Regions from separate parts of the Mus musculus genome. Here region 2 is linked to region 1. Evidence: chromatin loops called from intact Hi-C (ENCODE). Cell type or tissue: gastrocnemius. All regions are shown on one strand. Links, peaks and the distances in the headings refer to the core of each region. The heading gives the core; the rest is flanking DNA. Region 1 holds the start of Mir6376 (microRNA 6376). Region 2 holds the start of Gm34872 (a long non-coding RNA gene).

What was found. Hi-C counts contacts between places; a loop is a spot of excess contacts. Peaks named below come from ENCODE experiments on the same cell type or tissue, not always from the same donor. Only the 100,000 strongest peaks of a DNase experiment are listed, where the experiment ranks them.
Region 2: a loop joins it to region 1, with 2.5 times the contacts of the local background. A loop is called at or near these places in 2 of 42 quality-filtered maps.

What each region holds. Positions count from the first base shown.
Region 1 is chr6:88,103,023-88,113,065 of GRCm38, forward strand. It overlaps Rpn1 (ribophorin I), which reads left to right. Exons shown (of 10, transcript NM_133933.4): 10 at 343-2,282. The coding sequence ends at 525. It overlaps Mir6376 (microRNA 6376), which reads right to left and starts at 1,236; the gene lies at 1,106-1,236. In gastrocnemius, for the core only: a CTCF peak has its summit at 3,121; DNase peaks (open chromatin) are centred at 3,191, 3,694 and 3,924; H3K4me3 peaks cover 887 bases; H3K27ac peaks cover 1,274 bases.
Region 2 is chr6:87,999,018-88,009,060 of GRCm38, forward strand. Rab7 (RAB7, member RAS oncogene family) reads right to left here. Exons shown (of 6, transcript NM_009005.3): 4 at 5,976-6,194; 5 at 5,154-5,282; 6 at 89-1,513. The coding sequence ends at 1,418. Gm34872 (a long non-coding RNA gene) reads left to right here and starts at 5,991. Exons shown (of 2, transcript XR_003956332.1): 1 at 5,991-6,270; 2 at 9,305-10,043. In gastrocnemius, for the core only: no CTCF peak of the experiment used is centred there; no DNase peak of the experiment used is centred there.

The DNA.
Region 1 (10,043 bases), core at 1-8,000:
GCACTTGGGACAGCAGAAGTGGTCTGGTCCTAACAGATGTCTGGCCCCAGTAAAGAGAAGACACTTAGGGAGCCCGCTGTGCCCAGGCGCGATGCTGGGGTTCCGTGGCTTTATCTTGCTTGTCATTTGAAAAGAATGTGCCATGTAAATGATGAGGCCACTGTTTTGACCTGGGCAGTTTTCCTACTTGCCAGCTCTCTTCCATAGGCGCTACTTTTGCTGAGTTTTTGAATCTTCTTGTGTCACTTTGGATATGTAGGCCTGGGGGGAGGGGGGCAGTGGGGCTGTTGAGTGGGGTGAGGGGACGGCTCCCAAACCCTGTCCTGTTCTTGTCTCTGCCAGGTGAGTGAGATGCAGAAGCTGGACGCCCAGGTCAAGGAGCTGGTCCTGAAGTCGGCGGTAGAAGCAGAGAGGCTGGTGGCTGGCAAGCTCAAGAAGGATACGTACCTGGAAAACGAGAAGCTCAGCTCAGGAAAACGCCAGGAGCTGGTCACCAAGATCGACCACATCCTGGATGCTCTGTAGCTCCTGGCTCCAGAGCAGGCCCAGGTGCCTAGACTTCCAGTGGCATTGGATAGGTAGAAAGAGGAGGTTGTGGTTAGCCCAAGGCCTCAAGACACCACTGAGGCCTGTCCGTGGCAGTGGCCTATCCGTGGCACTGCGGGAAGCTTGTCCCTTATTTCTGAATGGTTCCCTTTTTTTTAAAAAAGCAAAAACCTAGACAAAAAATTCTGTTTAAAAGACAAACTTGGCTGTGTTTTGAGCACAGGCGTTTCAGCAGTTGATGGGTGGTTTCTGTTTTGACAGCTGGGGATTTTTCTGTCTTCAAGTCCTGTTTTATGGTCTTCTGATTTCTAATGTTTGGGTCTTTTGTGAGCGTATGCATGGTTTTTTAAAAGTGTGTATGACCAAATGAAAATAAAGGAGGGACTGTGAACATTTGCTTTTGCTGTACTGAAAAATCTCTCATGTAATTCTGAAGTTTGGGGATATTGCTTTTATCAAGATGGGTTTTCTTGTTGTGTGTGCAAGGCAAGTGTCAGAACACTGATACAAGTCTCGAGAGGCCCAGTAAGGTCCGGAGGCCACACAACAGGGGTGGAGTGAGCCTTTGTATTCCTTAAATCTGTGCCACACGTGCTGAGCATTAGAAACTGTGATGGGCGAGCAGTCATGGTTCATAATCTCCAATTGGCCACACTGTGAGGAAGTCATGGACTGGAGAACACTGGGCTAAGTCTGGGTGGGTGTGTGTTTGAGGGGAGGGGAGTCCAGAGCTGAGCCTTAAGAACCGTGCAGGCCAGTGTTCCAGGCAGTGGGCAGTGTGTGTGAAGGGCCCTGGTGCTTGAGGACCCACAGAGGGCCTGTACTAGAGTGGATATTACAGGTTATGACAGGGCTGCAGAGGTGCAAGTCCAGAACAAGATAGCTTCATAGGTCTCTAAGGCTCTGGCTTACTTTATATCAGGGCAGACTGAGCACTGGGCCAGGGCTGTTTTGGTTGAAAACACAGCCAGAGTTTGGTATGAGAAAGCCAGGAGCATATTGTAATCCAGGTCAAAGATGATACCCAGATGTGGGGGTTGGTGTTGGGTGGTTGAGAACGTGCTAGGAAGCATCTGCCTGTTTGCTCCTTCAAGTAACATACAGAGGTCAGGAAGCTGTCACCTGACTGAGTCAGGCTCTCGTGCACCTCCTGCACATCTTAGGTGACTGTTGTAACGTGACCTGGGCCAGCAGACAGATAGAAGCTCACCTTCTGGCTAACACTAATAGATGGCTACGGGCTGCCTGTCTGGCTTATGTACATCTTAGGTTGGTGGCGCTGTCTGATGTGTTTGTACCATCCACTGAGAACAGAGAACTATGGGCCAGTTTTGAGAAACGGGTGGACTGGTTTCTGATACCAATCATGAGACGCCTGAGAGCTCCAAATAGGATGTCCACAGACAGCCCAGAACCTGACAAGGAGATATGTGGTTGGGGATGTCATGTGGTTTATCCAGCACAAAGTTGGTTAGGGAAATGGGATGGAGATTGTGGTGGGTAGGTGTGCCCATGAAGAATGTAGAATTAGAAGACACCTAGGGCATTCGTGGCAGGATATGGTCTGCTACTTAGAAGGCTGAGGATCACTGAACAAAGAAATTTGAGATCAGAGCAATGTGGAGAGACTCTCTCTTTAAGAAAGCATTTATTGAATGGAAATCAATACTTTTTAATATCTGCAAGCCAACGCTGAGCTCACTTTATTCAAGAATGAATAAACGAGATGAATATACAAAAATGTATGCTTGTTAGAAGAAATATGTCCATCATATGGTACTGAGCAGAAGTCACTGAAACAAAATCAAGACAGAGACTCTCAACAGCAACAGATTCCCAAGGCTGTGTTAGGCCTCATGAGAATTAGTTGCCACTAGAGTAGGCAAATAACTTAGCAGGGAGAGAAGAGACCAGGACTAGTGTTGGGAAGGCAAGAGAAATGTGCTAAAAGACAGGCAAGAGCTATCATGGAACACTGCAAACTGCGCAGGGGTCAAAGCAGGAGACCAGCAATACCTGGGATTTAGGAGTGGGCCAGGCCAGTCATCTGCTGTTGAGTTGGGTACAGAGATCTGCTATGAAATTTGGAGGACTGGGTGTGGTGGCTGTCGCAGGACTGCTACTCTCAGCGCCTGGGAGGTGGGGGATGATGGTGCATAAGGCCTTCAAGGTAAGTCTTAGCTACTTAATGAGATCCAGTCTCAGGGACAACAAAAAGGGGGTGGGGAGGGTGTGTGTGTGGTAAGATCAGGAGACCTATGGGTAGTGAAATCAAGTCTTGCCTCCCTGGCCTTACATAAGACTTTCTTTAAGATGGAGCTTGGTTGACAGTGGGTTAAGGGACTGCCCAAACAGCTACGTGCTCTAGAGTGGGTCTTACGAAGGGCTGAGGCTCCAGCTAATGTTCACAAGGTGATGCTCGCTTCGTGAACTGCCTGTGGTGCGGGTGCCCAGCTCAGCGCCCGGCCCCATAGAAGCCCAGGCCTCTTTTTTTCTGTTTGCTGGAGTATTCAGAAAGAAACATCCACGCCAAATCTCTTTTTGCGCGTGCTCCAGTCGTCCCCTGGTGGCCTAAAGAGGGAACGGGCCGTGGTAGCACACTGGCGCCACCTCAAAAGCCAAGGAGAGGCAGGCACCAATAATGAGATGCGCAAGCGCAGTTGGTGGCTGGCTTCGGACGCCGCCGCGCATGCGTGCGCCCCTCCTGGTTTAAAGGCCTGGTTCTTTCCCTGCCTTCCCTAAAGAAGGTGGATCCACTATATGTCCCGGTTCCAGTATTACCGCGCCTGAGATTCACGAAGTCCTGCTTCAGGAAGTCGAAGGCAAAGGACATGGTTTTGCTGGTGGCCTAGCGGTGGCGCTCTGGCATCCCTGGGCTGGAACAGTGCATCATGTTTTCTACTGTCTCCTTGTCTCCATTCTTGCTGCTCTGGTACCCAGAACCTCAGGCCATTACAGCCCCGTGCTAGCCTGCACTTTAGTTCCTCCAGTAGCAAGAAAAGCCTTGATGCCTCTCTTGGAAGTCCCTGAGGAGCGGAGGAGACCTGGTCTCACATCTCACCAGGTTTTGAACCCTTGAGTGATGCACAGCCTCACTTTGGATCCAGACATGGCAGATGGCTCTAAAACCAGCCCACTGCCTTAGCCCATGTGTCCCAAGGCCACATGGCAGGTGGGCCCATCCCTGGTCAGCCCTGTCTTGGCTCAGAGCACAGTACAGGCCAGGGAAGGTCTGCGGGTTCTGAGCTGCCTCCATTTGTCTTGGAGGCTGACATGGAGAAAACCCCAAAGGCCCAGTAGCCCTCACAGTTTCACCACAAGTATCCTGACCGGGTGTCTGGTGCCGAGCTGATAGTGCAGGCCCCGGCCGCAGCCCTGCCGGAAACCGCGCTGCCAGCGGTTGGGGGCCGCAGGCTGGGACAGGAAGCGCCCAGTGCACCAGAGCCTTCTGCAGACCTGCACTGAGACCAAGCTGCCGCCATGTTGAAGATGGACTCCTGAGGCTGGGCAGAGGCTGTACAGTTCACCTACCTATCACCAGGCTGGGGAGGTGAGAGCATCAAGACAGCCTCTGGCCCCACCTGGTCCCTGCCTCCCCACAACACACACCCCTTCCCCTACAACCCCACCCCCATCCATGCCCTTGACTGTGTCCTCCTAGCCTCTTGCCTCAGTTTACACGTGACCTATGGCTGGTCTAGACCTAAACTAGGGAGCCTTAAAAGGTTAGTACTCAAATGGGAAAAGACAGTGCACAACTTGGAGAGAATTCTGAGGTTCCATTTTCATGTGGTGATGAAGCCAGGGAGAAGGCAAGGTTCCCCTTCTTTTGGCTTCCACTCTTAATGAAGAATCCAGGATTCCCTTAAAAATCAGTGTCTTAGTTGGCTTTAGCCACTATCATGAAAAGCTGCCTGGGTGGCTTATCAACAGGGCTTTACCATCCTACGTCTAGAGAATCCTGAAGGGAGGTGTGGGCATTTGGGTGCGGTGAGACTCCTCTTGGTTATTGGGTGGGCTTTTCACCAAGTCCCTCATGCTGGAGAAGGAAAGAGGAACCTCAGAGACCTTATCAGGTCACTCATCTCATTGATGAAGGTTGTTCTTCCATGAGCTAATCATTATCATCATCACACGCATGCACGCACGCACGCACACACACTCACTCACTCCATTAGGGATTAGGCTAACATGAATTTGGGAGCGTACACACATGACTATGGCAAGAACTGGAGTCTGTTGAAATGCTGATGGGAGGTGGGGGGAGGGAGTGATAGGGAGGGAGAGGTGTTAGAGCCAGGAGAGAAGGAGCCAATGAGAAGAGTCAAAAGAGCAGGGTGGGTGGGATTTTGAAAGGACACTGCCAACCAGCATCCTAGGCTAACCCAGCATCCCACCCCCACCCCCACTACAGCTTTGGCATTAGTCTCTGAAGTGGACTGTGGCTGCATTCTCCTGCTCTCCACTCTTTAGTAGTTGAAACAGAGGCAGAATGTTAGTTTTACTCCAAAAAAAAAAAAATCTTTGTTTTGTATCAGGCACTGTCTCAGGCACCAAGTAGGACACAGCCTCCCGTGACTTGGAGAGGAACCAGATACTACAGGGTGAATCATTTCAGGTTGTGACAGAGACTACTATGTCGGAAATGACAGGGTGGTGTGATGAGCAGAGTTTGTCCCTACCGCCTACTGTCCTTCTTCCTGCCCCCTCTCCCACACATCCATCCCAGCCTCTGGTGACTGCAGAACCTCCTGCCTTGCAATTGACTGACCCAGCATGTCCTCTTCCTCTTAGTTCCCAGCTTCCTCTTCAGAGCCCAACTCCTGCAACCAGCTCTTCTAGCCTCTGCTAAAGGTTCCGACTCTACCTGACAGCCCCTTGGGGCCATCTGCCCATCGGAGAATTGTGTTTGCTGTCCTTTCAGTCTTGCATTTTCATCAGGGGACAGGGATTGAATGACAGAAGGCCTGAAAGGGTTGGTGAGCCCCAGCACAGACCCCTGAAGCGCAGGGGGTCTGTCCTCCAAATCAGCAGGGGCAGCAGCCCGGAAACTCTACTGAGTGACACCATTAAGTGCTTTATCAGTTTGCATGCATCTGGTTCTGACAGCAAGTGGAGGTATCAGCCAAGATGCCAGTCCCCCAGACCTGGCCCACAAACTCTGTAGCCAGCACGTGCACAGCCTGGAGCAGACCTCTCTCTCTCTCTTTCACCCTCTCTGCCTACCTGCCTCCTTTCCTCTGCCAAGGATGGTTGCCCATCTTCAGACCAGACCCATTCACAATATACCCGGTCACGTCTTTCACAGTATCTATGTCCACTTGCAGTGATTCAAGCCTTACTGTACTGTGACGGATATCTGAGGGCTTTGGAGCACCGATGCCCAAGAGCGTTGGTTACAATGGGTGGTGACAGAGAGTCTGGGGCAGCCTGAGCGGAGGATAGCTGCAGCGGCTTGTTCTCTGTCCCAGGGCCTGTGTCTTCCCAGGGTTGGTGAGGCAGGTGAGACTGAGGGGTACGGTGGGTTTCCTTGCTGCCTTGTCAGGAATGGTGGGGTGCAGTTCTGTGCTTTGGGCTCTACCTGGAACATCTCACAATGTTCAGACAGACGTGTAAGAGCTTTTGACACAGGCGCCTAGGTACCTCTTTGTCTTCTGTGGGTATGTGAGGCATATAGCCAATGGCAGGCTCACAGCCATTCCAAAGTTTGGATGTACACAAGACACTACCTTCACCAAGGCACATTGTCATGTGCAGCGTATATATACATAGGTAAACATGCACGTCCACCGATAGATGGGCCTTTGTTGGGCACTTGTTTAGCTCTGGATGTTGTTCTTGGCCCTGGGAAGTGAGTACAGAGGGCCGGCATCCCCGTCCTCAGAGCCTTTGATTGCTATAGAAACTCCTGAACCAAGTCAGAACACACATGGAGCACACAAGGGCTAGGTGTGAGCACATTTTTTGTCAGGTTGAAGCTATAACTCCCTACATGGCAAGCAGGGGGGCTTGCTGGGTAGGACCTTGCACCAGCACTTAGGCCTGGATGGAGAAGGCGGGTCAGGGTAGGTGCATACAAATGAGGAACTGCAGCTAGGAAAGGCACAGTGTTCCTGCATAAGCTCCCACAGCCTTCCCAGGAGTCCAGACTTTTCACTTGCAGTTGATCCAGAAGCAGAGGGGGCAGTTCAGGAGGGCTCTGTGGGCTCCAATATTTGTCTAGAGAGGCCGGCGGAGAACACTATAGAGGGGCAGGATGCAGTAGAGCCTGGCCGAGGAGAGGGGAAGGGCTGGCTCCAGAGAAGTGGTCTGTGATCTATGTGTCCGGGCAAGCATATGTGAGTAGGCGCCCATGTGCCTGTGTTCCTTTTTCCTTGTGGATGGACTAGGGGGAGGAAGGCAGCCTGGGGCAGTAAGAAGAGGGTGACTGTGAAGCAAGTAGTTTCTTCCCTCATTTCCCCATCAGACAGAAGTCCAACCAATACTGGTATTGTGAGGGTGACAGGCATGTGACATCATCGAAGTAGACATTGCACTTAGACACAGTGGTGAGGATTTGTGTGTATTCATGGTGGGATTTTAGAATTGCTAAGGGTTTGGGAATGGCAGATGCCTGCTCCAGTGTGGCCACCTGTGACTCAGAGGACACTGTCCACTTGTGCACATAGAGGTCACAATCCACAGGGACCTGGCCTCAGTCCCTTGTCTTCTAACAATTTCCCCAAGGGAGGCAGCTTTCTAGAGCAAAGAGGTTTACTTGGCTCCCAACTCTGGTGTCTGGATAACCCATCAAAAGCAGTATGTAACCATCTTTCTGGTTGGTGGCCCCGGCAAAGACATAGTGTGGCAGAGAAACAGGTAAGGGAAGTGCAGGGTCACTGAGGTGGCTCTTTGGTAAAGGCATCCGTTGCCAAACCCGAGTTGGATCCCTGGGGCTCACACATGGAAGCAAAGAATGGATTCCCCCAAGCTGATCGCTTTGTGTGGACCATGGCCTATAAACAACAAATGTAATGGTAATAAAAATAACACAGGACATGCAGGGGTAGTGGTGGTCTCTCTTCATAAGAACCTGGAACCGAGTCTCCATATAACACTCGTTTCCTACCCCACTCTGCCTCAAAGGTTCCATCACCTCAATATTGAGCTGAAGCCACACTGTGAGCTTGTGAGGCGACATGAGGACCTCCGCCCCAATGGCTCAGCTGGGTCCTGCATGGAAGACCTGGGGTGTAAGTGAGTGGAGCCTTGGCCGGGTCCTTTGTTTTCCCTGTTCCTGTGCACTCTTCCCTCCCCTTGCTGTATCTTCCAACATCCACCGAGGCTCGGAATCCACCCACCCCTGTGTGAGTGCCTGCGGGTGATAAGTGTCTTCCCAGGGCGTCTTCGAGGTTTTCCTTGTCTTTATAACAGTTGGCTGGGTGGCTTACTACAGTGGCACTGATTTCCCAGGATTCTACATGGTGGAAGTTCAAGATTCCTGTGCCAGCACCTCATGTTCTGGGAGGACTCTTGCTACCCCCATCAGGGAGAGGGTGCTTGGCTGTGGGGTCTTGTCTCAGAGTCTTATAAACAGCTGTACCTGAGTAGGTTTTCAATATGAGAGTTCATTGACATTTATAGATTTTTGTATTTACATTCATTTCCCCTCGTGTATAAATAATTTTAAGTTGGTTTTAACCAGTGAAAACTCATGATTTTTCTGAAAGGAAAGGGAAGCGATGCCCTGTTTGGTATTGTATGTGTCAAATACTTGTATAAAGGAGCGAGCAAACCTTCTAAGCAGTGCAGTGTCTTTTAGCATTTGCAGTTTATATTCCTTTATGTGAGGAATTTTAGTCAAAAGTGCTTAAAATGTTAACAATTGTCCTTTGAAAGGATATCCAAAAGGTTTAGAAAGGTTTAAAACATCACACAGTCTATTTCTTAAGAATATTTATCAAGACATTAAATTTTTATTTTGTAAAAAGAAAAAAAAATGTAGCCTTTGTTACGTTGGAATACTCAGAGCAAATGCAGCAAATGCAGGCAGTTCATCATTCACCCGTGACGCGTGTGACCAGGTAAGAACACCTCTCTGGCTTCCCTCTTGTCCACCTCCCAGTCCCCGGCGGAGGGACCCCTTCCCTCTTTTTTTTTTTTTTTTTTTTTTTTTTTTGGTCTTTCGAGACAGGGTTTCTCTATATAGCCCTGGCTGTCCTGGAGCTCACTTTGTAGACCAGGCTGGCCTCGAACTCAGAAATCCGCCTGCCTCTGCCTCCCGAGTGCTGGGATCAAAGGCGTGCGCCACCACGCCCGGCCCCCTTCCCTCTTTTGCATCCTCCCTGACTCCTGGATTGAAGAGAATGAACGGGAGCTAGAAGTCATGCAGGGCTGTTCCTGGGGCGCAGGGCAGTGATTGTTCGTGGGTGACATAAATCTCTTTAAGGACACAGAGCTGCGTCTAGACTGTGTGCTCTCCACTGACCGGTCTCTCACCGTCATGGGTCACTTTCTTGGATTTTTGCTGCATTTGAGCTTTACACAGTTTTCCTCCCTCACCCCTCTCTCTGAGACAGTCTCATGTATCACAGGTGAGCCTTGTATTCAAGATGTCGTTGAAGATGACCTTGAACTGCTGATTCTCCTGCCTCCACCTCCCAAGTTTTGAGATTACAGGTGTGTAATGCCATGTCTGGTTTTCACTGTTTTCTCTCCATATTAGTCAATCAATCAATCAATCAGTGCTAGACAGGATCTCATTTTGCAGCCCTGGCTGGCCTGGAACTCTATTTGCTGTTTGTTTTTTGAGACAAGATTTCTCAGTGAATCCCTGGCTGTCCTGGAACTTGCTCTGTAGACTTGGTTGGCCTCAAACTCAAAGATCCTCTTGCCTCTGTCTCCCTAAAGGTAGATGTCACCACCTCCCAGCTTGGCCCGAAACTCTTACAGAGCAGGCCGGCCTCAAACAGAGATGGCCTCAAACCTTTGCCATCTTCCCTAACCCAACCCCTGTGGCATTAAGGGCACTCGCTAGCATGTCTGGCTGCCAAGCTTTCTTAAAGGTGGGTGTGGGGGCTATTTACAAAGGTTTGGAAAATAAACCCTCACTAGGAAGCAAATAGAAAGGTAGGGTTGGGTTAGGTGGGATGCTGCAGCTGTCTTCCGGGACCTGTAGCCTTGGCAAAGTCATCCAACCGCTAGGAACTTTGTTTCCATCTTTAAAATGCAATAATGTTTGTTCCTTAGAGTGGTGTGAGCCTGAAATGAGTCTGCCAGTGGGGTGGCTCCTTTGGTGGTGGCAGTCCCAGCTGGGTAACAGGAACACACTACAGTGCTAATGATAAGAAGATGCAGCCTGGCAGCTCACAGAGCACTGGTGTCCTCCAGCCCCCAGCAGAGGACTGGGGTCCTCTATGCCTCTCTGCACAGTGACATGTGGGGACTGCTCTGGACATTTTCTAGATCAGGGATGTAGAGCAACTTTGAGTTTTGTCTGTAGAAGAGAATAATCTCTT
Region 2 (10,043 bases), core at 1,405-9,404, 100 kb before region 1:
CCCCTTGCCTCTGAGCACCAAGAGTCCCATGAACATACAGAATGTCCCCACATAGCTTGATCTTTGAGAGAAAAAGACAGACAGCAGCTGTTCTTTGTTCTTGTTAAATTTTATTGGCATCACGTTCGTCTCTTTACAGAAGAACTCAGCCTACACCCTAGAATGTAGACCTCTGAAGGGGAAGTGCTCCAGGAAGCAAGCCATGATGCAGGGCAGGACCTCGGGAAGGGACAGAACTGCCAGGGCTCAACCCAAGAGACGGTGGGTTAGTGCTGGGCCACACTTGGGTGGGTGGGAAAGGAGGAGGGTCTGCTAACCTACAGGTACCACAACCCTGAAAGGAGCGCCTTCTAGAACAAAGGTAGAGTCACTGGGACAGGTCTGGTGGGTTCTCCTTTCCTCTTTGAGTAGGATAGTGACAAAAGGGCATCATAAAGTGTTGAATATAAGGAAAAAAAACAGAAAGGGAGAAAATGAGAATTTTAATTCTTGAAGTAACAGCAATTTATCCATTGTATACACTACTATATTAAGCAAATCAACCTTTTGGAAAATTTAGACACAGAAGGGAACTGTCTAGTTCAGTTTTCCCTTCAGAGAGATGAAAAGCTTTTTGGCTCTTAAGTCTGTGATAAAAGGCGTACATAATTCTTGTGTCTACTGTACAGAATACTGCCGCTAGCTGGACTTCCAAACTTGAGTCTCTAACACTCTGTAATCCAGACAGGGTTCAACCCTCCACCTTGCACGCCTGCGTTAGAGGACTTAAACACACAATCCAGGAATTCCTTACACTAATTTATACATTTTAATTGGTTGCATATATTAACATGTACTATAAGATTCTTTTCTAAGAAGCATTACATAATAAATGGATACTGTAAAAAGATCTGATTAGTTAAAAGTAACAAGCATTAACAGATACATACAAAACAGCCTGCTCAGAACGGAGCCTGGGCACCAGCCTTCCCACAGGACCTTCAAGGAGGGAGGGGTAAAAGACCACAAGACCGTTAAAAAAAAAATCAGATAATTAGACACAGATGAACTGTGAACAGTTCTCTCACTCTCCAGTGGACAAAAAGAGTAAGCTTTCCATGCCCACTGCACCCCAGAGCACCCAGGGTCTCTGCCATATGCCTGCCATACACAGGGCCCACGAGGCGGGCAGCTGCCCCAGGAGCCCTGACAGGCACAGGCTGGAGTTTGCTTGCTGTGTGTGTGTTGTGTGTATGTGTTTTTGTGTGCACGAGTGTGTTTTGTGTATGTGTGTGTGTTGGGTAACTGTTCGGTGGAGTTTCTTTTGGCAGCTGGATGTGAGAGCTCACGTTCTGGTCTGTTTGGAGGAGGAGGGACGCATATTGAAGGCCTACGTGTGTGTTCTTGGTCTGTGAAGGACTCTGTGCTCACTGCCCCTTCAACAACTGCAGCTTTCTGCGGAGGCCTTGGCCCGGTCATTCTTGTCCAGTTTGATGGGTTCAGGGAATTCATTGTACAGTTCCACTTCTGTTTCCTGGATAGGAGAGAGAGAGGGAGGGAGGTTGATGACTGGAGTCACAGGGACAGATCCTGACTGTGTACCCATATGAAAGGGTGGCAGAATTTGTGAGGAGTGTCAGCAGCAGCCACAGCCAGAAGTGTGCCAACTCAAGTTCTGACCACTGCGGACCACACACAGCTAAGGTTCTGGATTTCTGTCATTCTGTCATAGGGTTCACGTCACTGCCAGTTCTTAACTGTCGGCTAGGGCTCTGCTCAAGGCTCCATGGTCTCGGGATGCTCGCCTTGCTCCCACTCAATCTTCTGGGCTGCTGGCCGGGAGCTGGTTCTTCCCAGCCTTTGTTTCCACATAGCAGCTGAAGGGGCAGAGCTACCGTGATGCCGTCACCCCCACGTTGCATGGACTTGAGTCACTGGGGTCTTCGCCTGAGGAGTGACTGAGTGCCTACACACCAAGCGCTAGGGCCCAACCACAGCACTGTACCCAAGAAGGGGAAAAAGGTTCCTAACAGTGTTATTTTCATTTTATTCACACTAGCTAAAAAATATACAGTTAAGAGGTTTACTAGGGCCCAACACCCAAGTGTGCATGTAACACATTGGTTTCGGTGTGGGCCACCATCACGTCAGAATGCTCATCACCCCAAAAGGAAACCCTGTGCTGAGTGAGCTGCTTATTCCCCAGCAACCAGTCATGTTCTCTCCTTCCCTCCAAATGCAGGAGGAAGCCAGGGCTCCACACATGCTAGGCAAGTCCTCTGCCTGCCAATGGGCCACACTTCTCATTGTTAGTCCAGGGCCTTACTCTGTAGCCCAGCCTGGCCTTGGATTTGTTTTGACCTCTGTGTTACAGACTTGCTCCTGCCCCGAGCTCCTGTTGGCAGAGTGCTGTCTGGAGTACATGGACCAACTTACTGAGACAGTCACCAGTTTGTAAACATCTGCAATGTTCTGACTTTTTGGTTATTATAAACAGCAATAAATTTATATTCATGTCAACACTAATATACACATTTAACACAAAAAGCAAAGAATATGAGTGACAACCTTGGAGAGAATGGGTGTCAACCCCAAGTTTGTATGTTGAAGCCCCCACACACCCACCTACCCCCATGTATCTACTTGTACCTACAGTCTTCAGATTAGACAAGGTTATCTGTGGCATCAGCTCTCACAGGACTTCAATTTTCCTTTTCAGACAGGGTCTCATATGTATCCCAGGCTGGCCTTGAACTTGCTATGTAGTTGAACTCCTAAATCTTCCTGCCTCCACCTAGTGCTGGGAGTCTAAGACATGTATTACTATGCTAGATTTATGTGGTAGTAGAGATGGATTGGAGGATCTCACACATGCCAGGACAGCAATCTGTTACCAACTGACAACCCAGAGGGCATGTTAACACATCTGCTCTCTGAGCAATGCCGCCCTGTGTGGACATAGCAAGAAGACAAGACAGCCATGTACAGGCCAGGAGAGTCCCATACTGTACAACTGTGACAACAAAATAAAACCTTTTCTGTATAAGCTGTCTGATCTGTGGTATTTTTTTATGGCTAGACCAGTACAATTCCAACCAAAAACTCAACAAGCTGTCGGCCTGGGTGGGAGAGGGTTAGGGTAGCCACAGGTTGGCAGGATGTACCCTAGTTGTCGAAATAAGGGCTGGAGAGGTGGCTCAGTGGTTAAGAGCACTGACTGCTCTTCAAGAGGTCACGAGTTCAATTCCCAGCAACCATATGGTGGCTTACAACCATCTGTAATGGGGTCTGATACCCTCTTCTTGGTGTGTCTGAAGACAGCGACAGTGTATTCATAAAACTTAAGAGATGCTGAAATAAAGATGGTCCAGCTGTGATTCTCAACATGTGAATCATGACCACCTTAGGGGGTCACATATCAGACATTCACATTACAATGTATTAACTAGCAAAATTACAGTTATAAAGAGTTGGGGGGTCACTAGCACATGAGGAACCGTATTCATGGGTTGCAGCCTTTGCAAGGTTGAGAACTACTGAGACAAAGGAACCCAGCCATGGCCAGGGCAGTTTGTGCGTGCTGGAAGAGAAACATGAATGATTTAAACAAAGGACACACTTCAAGGGGACAATGGCTGCTTCCCAGCACTCACATTCACTGGAAGCAGGGAGAAGGATCCTTTAAAATGTATCTGACACAGAGATGACGTTTTATTGTTAGGTCTTTTATACCCCAGAATGGTTGCTGAGACTGGCCTTGAACTTGTGATCCTCCGGCCTCCACCTCTCAAATGCTGGGATGATAGCATGCTCTAGCACATCTCATGTCTTTTTCTGTGTAGTCTATGCTGTCCTGGAACTTGCTGTCCTCTCTATAAGTGCTGAAATTATAGGCAGATACCACCACACCCAGCTAAGATGGCCTTTTTTTTTCTATGACCAAAGGCTATCAAATAAAAGAACTGGGGGGTGGGGAGGTGTTGGAGGGTAGGTGAAGGTAATGTCTGTTCACCAAGAGTTCATATGATCACTCTGGGCACACTCCCGAGGACTCCTCAGAAAGGACCACATGTTGGTATATAAGGACCATAGATGACTCGGAAGTAAAAGGCCCCATTCTAAAGGTATCCTGGTAGGGAGAATTCAAAAGGACACCAGTAAAGAAAAGATGAAACACGAAGATGTCCAACAAACCTCTTGAGAACATGCTGGCCATTCACAGTAGTGAGCCTAGAATGAGAGGCTCAAAGGGACGCTGCTTTGAAGGTGGCAACTGAGCGTCAGCAGTTAAGAGTTGGCACCGACAGCCTGCTGGTTGGAGGACCCCAAGCCTACACTTTTTTTACTTAACCTCCCTCCCCCCAAACTGTAACAAACACCAGGACCTTACATATGCTAGGCAAACAACTCTGTATTGATATATATATCTATCTCCAGCCCTACTATGTTGCCCAAGCTGTCCTTGAACTTGCCATCCTGACTTGGCTTCTCCAATAGATGGAATTATAGGCTTCTATCCTGCCCTAGCTCACAGTGCTATTGTCTCACAGACGAGGGTAGCTGGGAGCTCTGGGTTCCTTGATGTTGTTTTCTTATCTCTTACTTGTGCATGTACATACCTACTCCCAGGAAAAGCAAGTTCCTGGTACTGAGTTGTTGGGTAATCACACCCTCTGAAGCTGGCGTTGGTTCTGTATGAGGCGCACAAGCTCAGACACGAATGTGTCAACAGCAGCTGGGACATGATTCAAGTTTATCTCATTAAAAAGATCAGGGATCTGATGAGAGACCCCTAAGTGGCCTGATTGGCTAAAATGCACATGAAAACCAACCAACCCAGGGACAAGTTCACACGTCCTTCACAAGGATGTCCCTGTTCTGTTCCTGAGGTTTTGCTGTGTCTGGACCTCACTGCTCAAGGACCAGGCTGCCCTGAAATGCTCTGTATCTTAAGTAAGTGTGCTATACCAAGCCATACCCCAGCTCTGCCCCACGTCTTTCAGATGACTAATAAAGCCGTAGACCTCACAGGAGCTGACGCAGAATCTGTCATGACCTAGCCACCCAGAGAAGCACGTTAGTTTTTCCCAGATGCAGGTAGGGGAGAGGCATCTAGGAGAGAACGTGAGACCTCACCAGAGGGCATCATGCAGCTTGAGGGCCCTGAGACCCACCTGTTTAAGGGCATTCCGAGCAATTGTCTGGAAGGCCTGCTCCACATTGATGGCCTCCTTGGCACTGGTCTCGAAGTAAGGAATGTTGTTTTTGCTGTAGCACCAAGCCTGTGCCCTCTTTGTGGCCACCTATGGGAGGGAGAAGGACACTAGTGACATGAACAGCAGAAAATGACTCAGTCCTCCTATCAGGAAAATTACACGCTGGTGAGAATACATCTGGGAAGGAGGAAGAATGTGGCCTATAGACCTGCAGGTCGGCTCACTCTGCTGCCCACACGAGGGACCCAAACTGCAGCTACCTCTGTCCATAGCCAGACCACGTGGCCCTTAGCCAAAGGAGAGAGATCCTGGGGTCCCCAGCTCATCTCTGATATGAACCCTGTTCTTCTCATCTAGAAGCGGCAGGCGACACACTTTGCAGTGTTCACCCCTTAGACCTTTCCTGCCCCAGCCCCAGCCAAGGAACAACAGACAAAATCTGGAAAAGGAAAGAGATGTCAGAAATAAGCTGAGCTATAATTAACAAAGCTATGCTTCAACACAAGTGCCGTGCAGAGTTAAGGCAGAGCAACCTGACTCAAGCCCACAGCCTCCTTCTACCCCAAAATGAGAAAAGCAGTTCCTTCCTTTAAGTTACAGAAGGGTAACCAAGGCTCTGAGAACAAAGGCTGCCCCACACCACTGGGGTCCGCGGGACGACAAGCACGCCCACCTGCACCTTCTTTCCCACGTAATTCTGAGCCTGGTAGAGAGCGCTCTGAACTCTCAGGTCCCAGAGGAGCGGGGCCTATCTCTGACGTAACTGCAGTCGGCGCTTACTTGTCTGTTTTCCAGGTCAATCTTGTTTCCCAACACAACAAAAGGGAAGTTCTCGGGATCCCGGGGGCTGGCCTGGATGAGAAACTCGTCTCTCCAGCTGTCGAGGGTTTTGAAAGTGTTGGGGGCAGTCACATCAAACACCAGAACACAGCAATCTGCACCTCTGTAGAAGGCCACACCAAGAGACTGGAACCGTTCTTGACCGGCTGTGTCCCAGATCTGCAAGACACAAACACAAAACACCTGGTCCTTAGGAGATGCTTGTAGGAGTGACATGGCTCCTTTCTTCTCCCAGGTATGTACCTAGAACACGAAGCTACAGCTTCAAGACTAATGGATTCTGGGGGGAATTTTCTGATGTATGTAGCCTAGGCAGGTCTTAAACTTGTAATCCTTCTGCCCCAGCTTCCTGGGTGTTGGGATTATAGGCTAAAGTTAATATTTATCTATAGATTTTTAACAATGTCATTTCTTTAATCAAAAAGTGGTCATTGTTTATAACTTAAAACCGAAATTGACCAAAAATCCTGATAAAAATATCTGGAGTTGAAGCAAGCAGTAAGTCCCAGTGGCTAAGCACAGACACTGTCCTACTGCGCCATGTTTAACTTGGGGACAGATGGTACATGGGATCCAAAGACATAGAACAGACATAAAATGAAGGAAAACTGTGTCGTCGTCCCAGCAAGTTTTGAAAATTACCTCCCCTTTAAACTTACAAAAGGATAATTCATATTTGTTAATTAACAAGAACAAAAATACAGCCCTATGTCTAACGGTCCTTTTAAACTTTCTAGAGTTTTCTGGAAGTTGGTGGTGGGAATGGAATCCAGGGCATTGTAAGCTCTGAGCAAGCTCTACTGCTCATCTACAGAGCCCCAAAGGAAATAGTTTCTTCTTTATTTCCAAAATTATATCCATCTATATTTTTTAAAGAATTATTTATTTAATGTATATGAGTACACTGTAGCTGTCTTCAGACACATCATAACAGGGCACTCCCCAATACAGATGGCTGTGAGCCACCATGTGGTTGCTGGGAATTAAACTCAGGACCTCTGAAAGAGCAGTCAATGCTCTTAACTGCTGAGCCATCTCTCCAGCATATTCATATATTCTATATCCATATATTTATTTATCCATTACTGATAATTTGGGCAGATGCTACAGATGGACCTAACATGCATGATAAGCTGATAAGTTATAATATTGCCACTGTGCTTATTTCATTATTTTTTAAAGAGTAAACCTATAGCCAGAGAGATGGCTCAGCAGTTAAGACCACCACTGCTCTTCTAAGTACGCGGGTTTGGTTCCCAGCATCCACATAGCAGCTCATAATCTCAAATTCCAGGAGCTCAGATGCCTTCTGCTGCCTGGGCACCCCAGGCAGGAATGTGGTGCAGAGAGATACACACACATACACATACATATAAGCACATGAAACACCACCTCAGTGACATGTGTTCTGAACTCTCCAGAAGTAAATGGTGCCTGAAGAAAACTTCTTACACCAATAGTGCTCTGCTATAAGTCTCTTGCAACTCACCTTTGTTCATATCCAAACTTGCTGTATCTCACTGCCTTATGTTGTACTTTATTTCCTGGCCATTCATCCTACATGCAGGACTGCAATAATTATTCTTACACTTCTCTCCTCATGCCAAAAGTTAAGATGAGGTTTAAACCATTAGAAACAGAAACTGGGACTGGAGCAGTGGGACTGGGAAGAGCTGGTCCAGAGCAAGAGTAGGGTTAAGGCATGTCCAACCCCAGAAATCTCGTCCTGAGATGGGCAGGAATAGGACTCCCCCTTCCTACCCCCGGTTAAAGGAGCTATCCTGCTGAAGCCTGCCTGCTTAGAGTCTGCTCTTGCCATGCTCACTCATCTCCTGAGGTCTCCATCAGCCTCCAGACATTCTCGACTCCATTTCTCTTAGGCCACAGGTTGTGATTGCCATTATCATATTGTTATGGATGCGGGATCGGGGAGTGGAAACATAAGCTATGCTGGGAGACATGGCCACATTGCAGGAGAGCACAGTGCCTGCCTGCCTACCTCCACCTCCACATGACTCCAATTCCCTGAAACCTGGCTTCTGGCTATTAAGGTTTGTCTGTGACCTGCCATTTTTTGTTCTCTATTTTCTGACCACCAGCTTCCTGTGAGCACACACCCTTGTTCAGGGACTACTGAATGGAGAGTGATGCCATTTGGGGTAGGTTAAGTATTCTCAGACTAGCTTCACCTGTAGGACTTGTTCTCACTCCTCTACTTTCCATGTGCACGTTTTTACTTTGTGCATTTTTTACCTCGGGTCCTGAACCTTCTGGCTGCTCCACTTGAAGGTCTTGGTCCAGTCAAGTACAACCTGTGTCCCTTAGAGTTCCCAGCAAGGCCCCTGTCGCCCGTGTCCTGTCCTATCCTGTGGGCCTTCTGTGTATCTACGCTACTCCACGGCTTCACTATGATGGCTTACAAAGCCTGGAGTGTCCATGCACACCTACCCAGCTGTGCCCAGCACTGCACACTGACTTGTAGCTTTTCCTCAACAGTATCAGAAACGTGAATGGTAAAACAGCCATCACTACTCCACTGGACCTGACAATGTGCAACGCCAATCCTGGTCTCCTTAGTGTAGGAGCCAAATTCTTTTATATACAGCTCAATGGAAATCACTCGCTGGGCATGTGTAAAGACATGGGAAAAACGAGTGGGTGTGGCCTCACCCAGCTTTCTTTTCTGTTTCTTTTTTGCACATCCTCTCTGCTATGTCCAATCTACTAATAAGTGAAATTTCCCAAGTTCTAGAAACTTAATTCTTTTCTCCCCAAATCTATATTGCCTATTTGTTCTCTGCAGATGTAAGGGTTTTTTTTGTTTTGGTTTTTTTGTTTGTTTGTTTTAAATTAAAACCAATGTACAGAGCTGGAGTCAGAGGTCTGTGGTAGAACACCTAGTCTTGTAGGAGGCTCTAGGCTAAGGCCCTAACACTGCCCATCCCCTAAAGAGGGGAGGAGTTCTAATATGTTAACTGGGTCTGACAATTCCTGCTGGTATTCCTAGCACTTGGGAAGACACAGGTAAAACAATTGCAAGAGTTTGAGAGTAGCCTGGGCTATATAGAGTAAACCCTCACCTGTAAAAATAAATCAATTGTCATGGATGAGCCTAAACTAGCAGTGAAAGCGACCTGGCTCCTTTGTAAGTACAAAAAGCACTCTCAAAGACCAAGAAGGTCACCACTGGGTTCTTCTGTGTGATGTATTCCTTTTCTTATCTTTTACTACAACCTGCAAAAACTCTTGACTCTGCGGGCTCACTCCAGACTCTGCACCATCATTCAGAAGTGGCTACCTCATCCTGCTCTCTCCTGGACTCTTCTGTGCTTGGGTCTCCAGTGTGGCTCATTTGACGCTATCTGTGGGATACACTGCAGCAGTGAGTGTGGCTCTCAATCCTGGGCTGGGCGCAGATGGTGCAGGTCTGTGCAACTCCTGTGTTTTATCAGCACCTGTTTTCCTACTGCTGGAAAGAACACCAGCCTCACTGCCCTTCCTTCAAGTCACACATTCTTTCTGGGGGCTCTTGGGCCTAGCATTTGGCTTCCTACAGTCTTGAGTTCCTTTTTGTTTAATTTGTTTTGTTGTTTTTCCAAAACACTGTCTTACTATGTAGCTCTGAATATATTTTCCTGTGTAGACCAGCCTGGCCTCATAGAGGTCCACAGAACTGGTAAAGGTCTACCTGCCTCTGCCTCCCAAATGCTGGGGTTATTGGCATGCGCCACTACACCTAGCCAGGCCTTCCGAACCCCTGCCCAAACCCTGCAGCTTACCCACACTTCTAGAGTTTAACGGTGCCTTTCACTTATTTTGGTGTTTTTGCATTCCCCAGTTTTTTTAAGTTCTAAATTTTCCATATCCTCATTTTTTATAGCACTTTTTCCATTTTGGTTTCTATTCCTGTTTTAAGAAACGGTAGTCACTATGAAGATGACCTGGGACATGATTTCCTCAAATGGCCAGGAACATATATCCTCTCACTCCAATTGTAAGTGTCCTACA